2 separate regions of the Mus musculus genome follow, and region 1 is linked to region 2. A link is a contact called in ENCODE Hi-C or POLR2A ChIA-PET data. All regions are on one chromosome and are shown on one strand. Each heading gives the region's core, a stretch centred on a gene start or an enhancer-like site at or near the end of the contact. The rest is flanking DNA. Distances are from core to core; before and after follow the strand shown.

Region 1 (5,770 bases), core at 762-3,261, 160 kb after region 2:
ATCCAAACAGCACAGCAGCTCTCTGCAAACTCAAGTGGGACTTTCTGACTGGCAGTGGGGTCTAGCATCTGGCACACAGTATAAAACAGAAGTTTAATGATATAATAAGTTTTACACCTAAGAACTGTACCAACAACTCCCAAATGTTCAATATGCAACCAATCAAAACATTCAACATGCCACAAAATTGTAAAAGAAGCCTAAAGTATATAACTAGTAGCCTAGAGCAGTAACCACCACAGTGGTTTGATGGTCTCAGATCCGAACATAAAATTATACATTACAATCCACAGTGACCAACATTTAATCAAACACAAGGTGATATAAAAATATAACACGTTTTGATAAACTATCCAATACGCCTTGTGAAATCACCTAAACACAAACATTTCATTTCCTTCCAAAATTATATTCGAAGTTATGTGAACAGTTCTTCCACAATCACTTTCTACAAATCCAAAAGTCTCCATCTCATCAAAAGCAACAAGTTTCAAAAACAAGTACATCAGTTTTATTTACCTATTTTTTTTAAATAAAGATTTTTTTGTAGGATTTTTTTCCAACTGCAAACGCTCTTTAACATTTTAACAGTATACAATGGTTAACAAGGTCCCGGACAATTTTTGTTTCTAAGACTGAAGTTCACCAAAAATTACAGCTCAAACTATCCAAAAAGCCCTGAAAGAAATAGTCTCTCCCTTGAGTTGCCATCCATCCTAGTTTTTTCCCACCAAGTCATATAATAAGATTCGCATCAACTTAAATCTTAACGTACACAATAAAATGGTTTCTGCCAACTGCACACACTCAGTCATCTCGGAATCTAGGAGCCAAGAAGGCTTTAGGACCCAGAATACTTCTGCAACACAGCCTGTAATTCGCAACTTTATCTACCAGAATGAATGGATCTTTAGCACTTGAATAAACCACAGGGGACTCCTTAGAACTTCCAATAAAACACACACTTAGGTTACTAACTCGCTTACTAACACGGGCACTCCAACCTGCTACGTTAGTCCATACCCCAATACTAACCTGTAGATCTTTAAAATGCCTTTCCTTCTATTTTACGCGGCTGCAAAGTGGCGCCGCCAACCTTCAGACAGTAAGTAAGCTATCTAAGACACCCACCCTCCTTCCTCCAACTCCCAAAGGTGCTGCAGATAGCAGCCCCTCCCCTAGTTGGGAATCAAGGACCAGCCATCCTAGCTACAATTCTTCAAGCCTCTCCGACCTACAGGGCGGCTCCAATCACCTACACTTAGGAAGCCCCTCCTCAGCGCTAGACCTAGGAAGCTATACACTGCAATCCCTGCACCTCCAGGCCCTAAAAGCGACCGGTTCCCAGCCTCCCAGGACACCTTTCCTCCCCATAGGAATGTCCCTAGTGTAGTCCACTTTTGCAGGTCATAGGCCACTAGGACCTCTTCACTTCGGGGCAGAGGTGAGAGTTAAAACCTCGTTCCCGCTTAAAGCCAACGAAGCCTTCCCCACTAAGCGTGCAGGCGTTTTCATCGCAATCCCCCCCCCCCCGACCCGGTAGTTCGCAGGCCGCGAGGCCACCCGATGCTGGCCGCTTCCCCTCTCAGGACCACCGGGCATCCCCGCTAAGGCCCTGCTCCCACTTCGGCACGCAGACTCCACCTTTCGCATCCTCGGAGGCCCCGGAGCGTGAGCGGCGCCCCAGGACCCCCGCAGCCCCGCCGCGACCCTTTGTGTTGGGCGCTCGCGGCCGCGGGCTCCGAGGCCTGGGAAGGCCCCGCCCCGAGGCACCAAGGAGGCGGCTCGAGCCCCGCACAGCCCCGCCCGTTCCGGGGCTGCGGGAGTCTTACCGGGGAGAGCTTGCGCGGCACCAGAACCCAGACCCGAGTTACCCCCCGCGCGAGTGCCTCAGCCCTGCGGCCGACAGCCCCAGCCCGAACGGCTTTCCCGGAGCCCACTGCAGCCAACACCTCCACAGCCGCTTCACAAAATGGCCGCCCGCCCGCTCCGGCGCTCCGCGTTCCCGGAGTAGGCGGGGCGCCGCTGCCGACGTCACCTGATGGGAGACGCAGGCGCGCTGAGGATTTGGGGTGGGGGCAAAAGCTCGGAAGTTGCAGGTATTTGTGGTGAACCCGGTATTTTAGTAGCTGTTTGCAAAGTCAGACCTGAAGCTATTGTCCAAGGTTCCTTGCAGAGCTTTTAAAGTACAGGCTCCTTTGGCTCTTGGAGACCCCCGTGAAGGGAGAAAAACAATGCCTTCACTGCAGAACTGTCTTGAGGATTAAACGCACCAAGAAGCAAAAGCTTGAACCTTTTTTTGACTATTGAAAAAAAAAAAAATGGGAGGCAGAGGCAGGCGAATTCTGAGTTCGAGGCCAGCCTGGGCTACAGAGTGAGTTCCAGGACAGCCAGGACTATACAGAGAAACCCTGTCTCGAAAAACCAAAAAAGAAAGAAAGAAAGAAAGAAAGAAAGAAAGAAAGAAAGAAAGAAAGAAAGAAAGAAAGAAAGAAAGAAAGAAAGAAAGAAAGAAAGAAAGAAAGAAAGAAAGAAAGAAAGAAAGAAAGAAAGAAAGAAAGAAAGAAAGAGAAAGAAAGAGAGAGAAAGAAAAGAAAGAAAGAAAGAAAGAAAAAGGAAGGAAGGAAGGAAGAGAAAGAAAGAAAGAAAGAAAGAAAGAAAGAAAGAAAGAAAGAAAGAAAGAAAGAAAGAAAGAAAGAAAGAAAGAAAGAAAGAAAGAAAGAAAGAAAGAGAAAATAATCCTGCTTGGCAGTGGTGGCACAAGCCTCTAATCCCCGCACTTGGGAGGCAGAGGCAGGCAGATTTCTGAGTTTGAGACCAGCCAGCACTACACAGAGAAACCCTGTCTTAAACACACACAGAAAGAAAGAAAGAAAGAAAGAAAGAAAGAAAGAAAGAAAGAAAGAAAGAGAGAGAGAGAGAGAGAGAGAGAGAGAGAGAGAGAGAGAGAGAGAGAGAGAGAGAGAGAGAGAGAGAGAGAGAAAGGAAGAAAGGAAGGAAGGAAGGAAGGAAGGAAGGAAGGAAGGAAGGAAGGAAGAGAAAATATTCTTCTGCCATGGGGCTGGAGAGATGTCTCAAAGGTTAAAAGCTCATACTGCTCTTCCTGGCATCTTAAATTCTATGAGCTACATGGAGTGGCTCACAACCTCCTGTAACTCCAGCCTCAAATCTGACTCCCTCCTCTGGCCTCTGTAGGCAGCGACACTAATATGTACAAACTCTCACACAGAGACATTAATAAAAATAAATATAAAAAGAGTAAAATATCTTTCAATATTTCCTATAATCCCCAGTATTTGATTATACAGGGAGACCTAGGCTCTACCAGACTCTGCCCCTTGATTTTGTGTGTGTGTGTGTGCGAGAGAGAGAGAGAGAGAGAGAGAGAGAGAGAGAGAGAGAGAGAGAGAGAGAGAGAGAGAGAGCGCATGCGCGCGGGCAAATAAGAGGGATGGAGAGAGAGAGGAGAGAGACAGAGAGAAAGAGAGAAAGAAAGAGATTTTCTTGCCTCTATCTCCTGGAATTTTGGTGTGTACCTCCTTGTCTGGACCTAAGCTTTTCATAGTCACTGTGCCTTAAGATCAGGATCAAAAGCCTGTGACTTCCATTTCTGAATTGTTGTTCATTCCAGACTAAAAGTCCTAGAGAAGTCAATAACCCAGTAATAATGATGCCTAATATAATAGAACTATTCTGTGTTAAATGGCAAATGAATAAACAATAAGCTTAGCTGGGTAGGACCAAGCCCCAAGGTCACCACGCCCTTAATCTGCTTGAACAAGGGATTCAGCTCCATTTCCCTACCTGAACCGGATATTTTATATTTTTTCCTTTCTAAGCTTGCTACGCTTGTTCAAAATGCTCTTCATGAGACTTTCCCAGAGAACAAAGTCTCTAAAAAAGTTGGGCTTTTTTGAGATTTCCTTTGTCAATGTAATTAATATAAATCCCTTTACCTTAGCCTCAGCCAGACTCCTCATACAAGGGCAAAAAGTGACATATTCTTCTCCAAAATATCACAAGAGCAGTCTCTAGGCCACATACTGAAATTCTTCTTCACTGAAACCTCTTGGGCCATATCTACACAGTTGAAATCACCCTCAGCACCTATGTCTTCCATATTCTTCCTAGGATAGCCCTTTAAGCCCCACTTAAACCATTCCACTGTTTCCCAAATCCAAATCCCCAAAATCTACCTTCCTCCCAACAAAAACATGGTCAGGCCTATCACAGCAATACCCCACACCTAATACCAACTTCTGCCTTAATTAGGGATTTACTGCTGTGAACAGAAACTATGACTGAGGCAACTCTTATAAGGCCAACATTTTTTTTTAAGATTTATTTATTTATTTATTATATGTAAGTCTTAATAGCGTTCGCGCGCCCGACGAGGAAGAACACAACAGACCAGAATCTTCTGCGGCAAAACTTTATTGCTTACATCTTCAGGAGCTAGGAGCGCAAACCCCCAGCCCCAAAAGCGAAAGCCCCTTCAATAATCTTTAGGAGCCAGAGCTCCGGCGCGCTAAAGCGCAGAGCGCGCTCTATTGTTTACATCTTTAGGCAGCGAGAGAGCGCAGGGCGCGCAGAGCCAGAGAGATGCCAGCGAGAGAGAATGGCGGAAACCCGTCTCCTTTTTAGGAGAGTTATATTTCGCCTAGGACGCATCACTGCCTGATTGGCTGCAGCCCATGGCCGAGCTGACGTTCACGGGAAAAGCAGAGTACAAGTAGTCGTAAAATACCCTTGGCACATGCGCAGATTATTTGTTTACCACTTAGAACACAGGATGTCAGCGCCATCTTGTGACGGCGAATGTGGGGGCGGCTCCCAACATCTCCCCCTTTCCTTTTAATAAGAGCAAATAGGCCACCCAACTAATGAGAGTGGAGATAGAGGTCAAATCCCCAGTGTGTAGGTAAAGGAGCCATGTACAGGATTAGCTCTTAGGCTCACAGGCTTTTACCCAGAGCAACCCTGACCTGCTCCCGTGTCGTTTTGCCTGGAGAGAAGGACACTTGGACACTCAACCTTCTTGAAAGATGACATGTCTCCCTAGAATAGGCTCATATATGCCGTAGAGCCTTTCTACTGCAGTGCTTAGCCGTGCAACTCTCTCGGGCTGCTGAAGCACACTCACTCTATCCCGTGCAATGAGTCTAGCCTCGTGAGATGTAAGAGCTGAGTGGCCAGCGACCTATTGCCTAAGCATAGATATATCAGGGGAAGCTCCATGTTCTAGTCCTGTAAGCGCCTGGGCAATAACCACCTTGTCTCTCCTAGTTTGGGCCTTAAGCTTACAGACCAATCAAAGAAGCAACACTAATCCACAGCAAAGTGTATCTCCAAATAATATTAATCCCACCCATTCTTTAAAGAAGGGAAATGCTGAGGAGATCCAATTGGGTAATCTTTTGGTCAGGGACAGGTCCAAGCGCGTGGAGTTGACCTGAAGTCTCAATTCTCGAAGGATCTGTTCAAATTCAGCCGTCCAATTCTGTAACATATACTGAAAAAGACTTTTTGACAAATTAGCTGTCCTAGTAAATTTCTCATACTGAATGGAAGTAACACACAATCTCGGAAACTTTTGTTTACACCCCAGCTGAGCTATTTGCCATAATACATCTAGTTGTTCCTAGACAAGATCTATGAGTTGATTAACCAGCATGAGACCTCCCTGTATCTTGACATTAGCTGAGGCCTGTTTATCTATGACTGTAGTCACTGAGGCTGACAAAGTGTTAATGGTGTCAGTTGTCTGGAC
Region 2 (5,423 bases), core at 1,148-3,647:
AAAGAGAGAGAGAGAGAGAGAGAGGGAGGGAGGGAGGGAGGGAGGGAGGGAGAGAGAGAGAGAGAGAGAGAGAGAGAGAGAGAGAGAGAGAGAGAGAGAGAGAGAGAGAGGCTGGCCATGGCCATGTGGAAAGAAGGGGAGAGGGAGGGAGAGAAGGAGGGCTAGAAATGAGAGTAAGAAGGGTGAGAGCTTAAAGAGCAACTTTTTAAAAAAAAAACTATGAGGATGACTTGACTTATACAGTTCAATGGATACTTACTCAATGCCTATGAGACTATACATGAAGCATTCAGAATAACTCACTCTCACAAGTTTATGAAACTTAAATTTCAGAGAGGAAACATGTGAAAACAATAAGTCAGTAAATAAAAGGCAGAATTTCTATGAAAGAAACAAGAAACCATGATGGGAAAACATAGAGTAAGTTTTATTTCTCAAAAATTATCTTGTTGCCTGGCAGTGGTGTCTTTGCCTCTAATCCCAGCACTTTGGTGGAACAACCAGGGCTACACAGAGAAGCCCTATTTTGAAAAACCAACCAACCAACCAACTAACCCCAAAAACCTAAAACGTTTAAAAAGCTATAGGGTGTTTATCTCTGTTCCCTAGCTCTCTCCTCTCTTTCCCTTCTCCCTGCCCGCCAACCCCCAACCCCGTGTATAATTCAGAATGTTCTGGAACTCCTCCTGTAGACCAGGCTCTAACTCAGAGATCTGCCTGCCTCTGTTTCCCCAGGGCTGGGTGTAAAGGCGTGTGCCTCCACTGTTCAGCTGTCTGGCTCTCTCATGTTCACACCACCTCACACCACCTATACATTAATTAGTTCACTCAACACTTCTGGGCATCTGTTTTGTATCAGATGGCCTTGTACTGTGTGCTAGAGTCACAGATGCCCAAGAAGGACTCTGTCTCGTGTAGTTCCCATAGTGCATAATCATCTGGGGTATTTGCAAGAATGCAGATTCCTGGCTTCACCTTTGGTCTACTGAGTCTTCAGGAATTGAATCGAAGTGTCAAGTCCCACCTCGTGTCTTGGTATATACTGAGATGATTCATTTCTTTGTTTTTGCTTATTTGTTTGTTTTGTCTCTACTAAAATTATAACCAACTGGGAATCAAATAAAAATTTAATGCTGGCCTGGAGAGATGGCTCAGGGGTTATATAGCAGTGACTGCTTTTCCAGAGGTCCTGAGTTCAATTCTCAGCAACCTCATGGTGCTCACAACCATCTGTAATGGGATCGGACGCCCTCTTCTGGTGTGTCTGAAGACAGCTACAGTGTACTAATATAAATGAATAAAAAATTCACACACACACAAAAGAAAGAAAGAAAGAAAGAAAGAAAGAAAGAAAGAAAGAAAGAAAGAAAGAAAGAAAGAAAGAAAGAAAGAAGGGAGGGAGGGAGGGAGGAAGAAAGAAAGGAGGGAGGGAGGGAGGAAGAAAGAAAGAAAGAAGGGGAAGAAGGAAGGGAGGGAGGGAGGGAGGGAGGGAGGGAGGGAGGGAGGGAGGAAGGAAGGAAGGAAGGAAGGAAGGAAGAAAGAAAGAAAGAAAGAAAGAAAGAAAGAAAGAAAGAAAGAAAGAAAGAAAGAGAGAAAGAGAGAAAGAGAGAAAGAGAGAAAGAGAGAAAGAGAGAAAGAGAAAGAAAAGCCGGGCAGTGGTGGCGCACGCCTTTAATCCCAGCACTTGGGAGGCAGAGGCGGGCGGATCTCTGAGTTTGAGGCCAGCCTGGTCTACAGAGTGAGTTCCAGGACAGCCAGGGCTACACAGAGAAACCCTGACTCGAAAAACCAAAATAAATAAATAAATAAATGAAAAAAATCAATGCTAAGAAAATGCGTCAATAATGATTGTACAATATATTATCAAAATAACTCCCCGTTCCTAGCGGAACGCAGTCAAGTAGCGGTAGTCATAACCGGACAAAGTAGCCAACGACACAGTTGTTTGCGAATGTTCTGTTTCCTGGGGCTGCGTGGAGGATCAGTAAAGATCTAAAGCTGAGACATTCGTTTGCCCAGATTTAACTGGAGCTAGGTGCTTTCACCCAGTTACTGTACTTGGCTTTGTTGGTGAGACAGTGCGCAGGTGCACCGAGACCTTGGCTACACGCATGCGCAGTACTTAACTCTGAAGCCACAGGCGGGAGCTTACGGGCGAGTGTTTCTTCTCCACCTCAGAACGTTCAGTGCTAGAATTCAGAGACGGTGACTGTCTTTACTTTTGGAGAGCGACCTTGGTCTCACTATATCCCCCCCTTTCCTTTTGGGCTTCTCTAGTAAGTTGGCTGCCAGTACTTAATATGGCGAGAGGTTTGCAGCGGCGCACTCATTCCCGGCGCTCGGCTGGACTGGGCTGGGCGGTTCCCCACGAAAGGGCGGGAGTTTGACGGGCGGGGCCTGGCCTCCAGACTGAGGGCGGCCCCAGGCCGGGCCTGCAGGTTGCTGCAGCGGCCTCGGTAGCTGCGGAGCGCTTCGGGATCCCCGGGAACCGACTCTGGTGAGGTGGGCAGGGGCAGGCGGGAGGCGCTGAGCGTAACGGTCCGAGGTCCAGGGCCTGGGCGCCCGCGGGGATGTCGCCTGGACAGCGGCTTCCTGTATCCCGGGAGGCACCCCGGGCCCAGAGAGGGGCTGGGACCTGTCCCAGTGGTCGGGGCCTGCCTGCCTCAGTTTCCTGCTGCAGCCGCCGCCCAGAGAACCTCACACTCGGGTGGCCCACTGTCGTAGCCCGGAGCTGACGGGATGAGATGCTGCGCGCCCTGCGGATCACGCTCCGTGCACCCGGGAGTTTTGCAGCGCCCTGTGCTCATACGGCTTTGCATGTGATCTTCCCCTGAAAGTCCGCTCTCAGCCCACTGCCCCATTATCAGAACTTTGATTTTTCAGAACTCAAAGATCACTTCTTTAAAAATCTTTCTTGAGGCCTGCTCCAGGCTCAACTGATCAGATTCTTGCCTTTTGCGAACTTTGCCCAAGTCAGTGTTCTGCCACTCTTTCTTGTTCTGGGCTTGTTAGAAATCATGTCCTTTTTTTTCAACTCTTATGCCCTATGATGACTACTAGTAACTAAAAAAAAGTTACTGAATAGTCGAAAGATGACAGCTCTATTAAATGCATTACCTACAAAGGCCCCTTTAATCCATGCAGCGATCTATGGTGTGCGTTCTGTATATTCACGTTTTATGCACGAAGAAACAAGCACTTATAAATCAAGTTTCACAATGAGCTAGAACCCCCTACGAATATTATGACTTAACTAGATTGCCTTTAGTTTGCTGTTTATACGTTAGCCTGTAAGATATGGAGGTCAGGGTTGCAACTCACGTTTCAATAAAAGGGCTGCTTTTTTTTTTAACCCAGCGTCTTATGCAGCCAGTCAGTGTTGAGATTTCAGGCCTGTGAGTCTAGGCTGGGCCCTGAGAAAGCTTATGAAGTAGGATTGATAATATTACCAAATCGATAGTTTTCTTAACAAAAATCAAGGCCAGCTCTGCACTGTCTTACTGGTACATCTACACCCTGTGCTGCAGGAACATATTGTCACATTTTGCTCAAATTACCTCAGAAAGCTTCAGGTGTGGATGTCATTAATTCATTCCCCTTAGGAAATGCTCTGCAGTGCTGTGAGTTTTATATTTTTTGATTTTGGCAGCTAATGAAATGAGAATAGAATTTGGAATTGAATTAGACTTTGATTTCCGCTTTGCTACTAACCAGTTGCGCCTGGTGGACACGTGAAGGCTATAGAGGACGTTGTGGAGATGTCTTTAGCCTTCGTGTGGGTTAGAATCATTAGGCCAACTCCTTACCTGTGGAACCATGCTCCCATGTAAAAAATATTTAGTTTTAAGCCGGGTGTGGTGGCGCACGCCTTTAATCCCAGCACTTGGGAGGCAGAGGCAGGCGGATCTCTGAGTTTGAGGCCAGCCTGGTCTACAAAGTGAGTTCCAGGACAGCCAGGGCTACACGGAGAAACCCTGTCTCGAAAAACAACAAACAAACAAACAAAAAACAACAACAAAATTTTGTTTTAATTATGTGTATGGGGGCAGCAGAGTGGATACAAATGCAGGTATCAGAGCTGTAGACCTCCTGGAACTGAGTTAGAGGCAGCTGTTAGTATGTGATGAGAACTGAATTTGCATGCCCTGCAAGAGCAATCTGGCCTCAAACTCAGGGATCTACTACCTCCTGCCTCCCACTCGCAGGGATCAAAGGAGTGCACCATCATGTCCAGCTTACATTGCCATTTTCTGAATCCTACTTTTCTTTCATCCTTTCCTTTTTTTTTTTTTTTTTTTTTTTTTGAGACAGGGTTTCTCTGTGTAGTCCTGGCTGTCCTGGAACTCACTCTGTAGACCAGGCTGGCCTCAAACTCAGAAATCCGCCTGCCTCTGCCTCCCAAGTGCTGGGATTAAAGGCGTGCACCACCACGCCTGGCTCATCTTTTTTTCTCTTTTTTGGGATTTTATTTATTTTTATTTCATATGTATGAGTGCTTTGTATGTGTGTCTGGGGGCATTAGAAGTTGAAGAGACCCTTGCATCCTCCAGGTAGTTACAAGTCACACATAGTCACGCCTGCCTCTGCCTCCCAAGTGCTGGGATTAAAGGTGTGCGCCACCACGCCTGGCTGAGGACAGTAATCTTAATCCCTCTAAGTTTTTACTTTGTGGTAATGGAAGTTGCAGCTGATTATTGTACGCGTGAAACACTATCCATTGTTTATGATCTTACTTTTGCTCTGTGAACAGCTGTGGAGCTGCCGACATTTTGTAAAGCTGTGTTGGTGATCAGAAGGATCACGTTACTTAATGTTGTTCATATAATGGCATAATATATAACGGCACTTCATACACCAGGTCTGTTTCACGAGCTGGGAATGCAGCACTGACTCAAACAATGTTAGTTGGGGTGTGTGTGTGTGTGTGTGTGTGTGTGTATAGTCTCAGTAGTTGGAAGGCAGAAACTGGAGGATCACAAATTCTAGGTCAGCCTGAGCCACCAGAACAAGACACTGTCTGAAACAAACAAGCCAACAATCACAAACCAGTCTTTGTACCAGAGGGACTTACATTTTGGTTAGTTGTTGTACATAATAATTAGAGAAATATAGACTTGGTAAGGAGAACACACATGTGGGTATACACATGTGGCACAGGTGGGTAAGTATGGTGGTACTTCACATTGTCCAACTTACTAAGAAGGTGACATTTGGTCAGGAGCCTGGTTAGGGAGTGAATCATGTGGATAACATGAGTGTGGTTCTTGCAGGGCTCAGCACACAGGAGGGTGGCTAGCTGTGCAGGTGGAGGTGTGTGAGCAACTGGGAGATGAGAAAGAAACAGGAGTAATTCATTTGGATGAGATGGGTCAGCTAGATACTCTGGGCAAGTATAAAGATTCTCTTTAACTCTAGTTGGTTGG

The links. A loop is a pair of places that touch in the nucleus more often than their neighbours do. ChIA-PET counts read pairs that join two places held with the same protein, here RNA polymerase II (POLR2A).
Region 1: POLR2A ChIA-PET joins it to region 2 with 18 read pairs in embryonic stem cell. The contact joins the promoter of Cpne1 here to the promoter of Cep250 in region 2. A Hi-C loop is called at or near these places in 1 of 37 maps with a recorded cell type or tissue (CH12F3). POLR2A ChIA-PET finds 5 or more read pairs at or near these places in 2 of 5 experiments (Patski and embryonic stem cell).

What each region holds. Positions count from the first base shown.
Region 1 is chr2:156,109,954-156,115,723 of GRCm38, forward strand. Cpne1 (copine I) reads right to left here and starts at 2,012. Exons shown (of 16, transcript NM_170590.3): 1 at 1,833-2,012. Rbm12 (RNA binding motif protein 12) reads right to left here and starts at 2,012. Exons shown (of 3, transcript NM_029397.3): 1 at 1,833-2,012.
Region 2 is chr2:155,954,161-155,959,583 of GRCm38, forward strand. It overlaps Cep250 (centrosomal protein 250), which reads left to right and starts at 2,398. Exons shown (of 33, transcript NM_001130000.1): 1 at 2,398-2,497.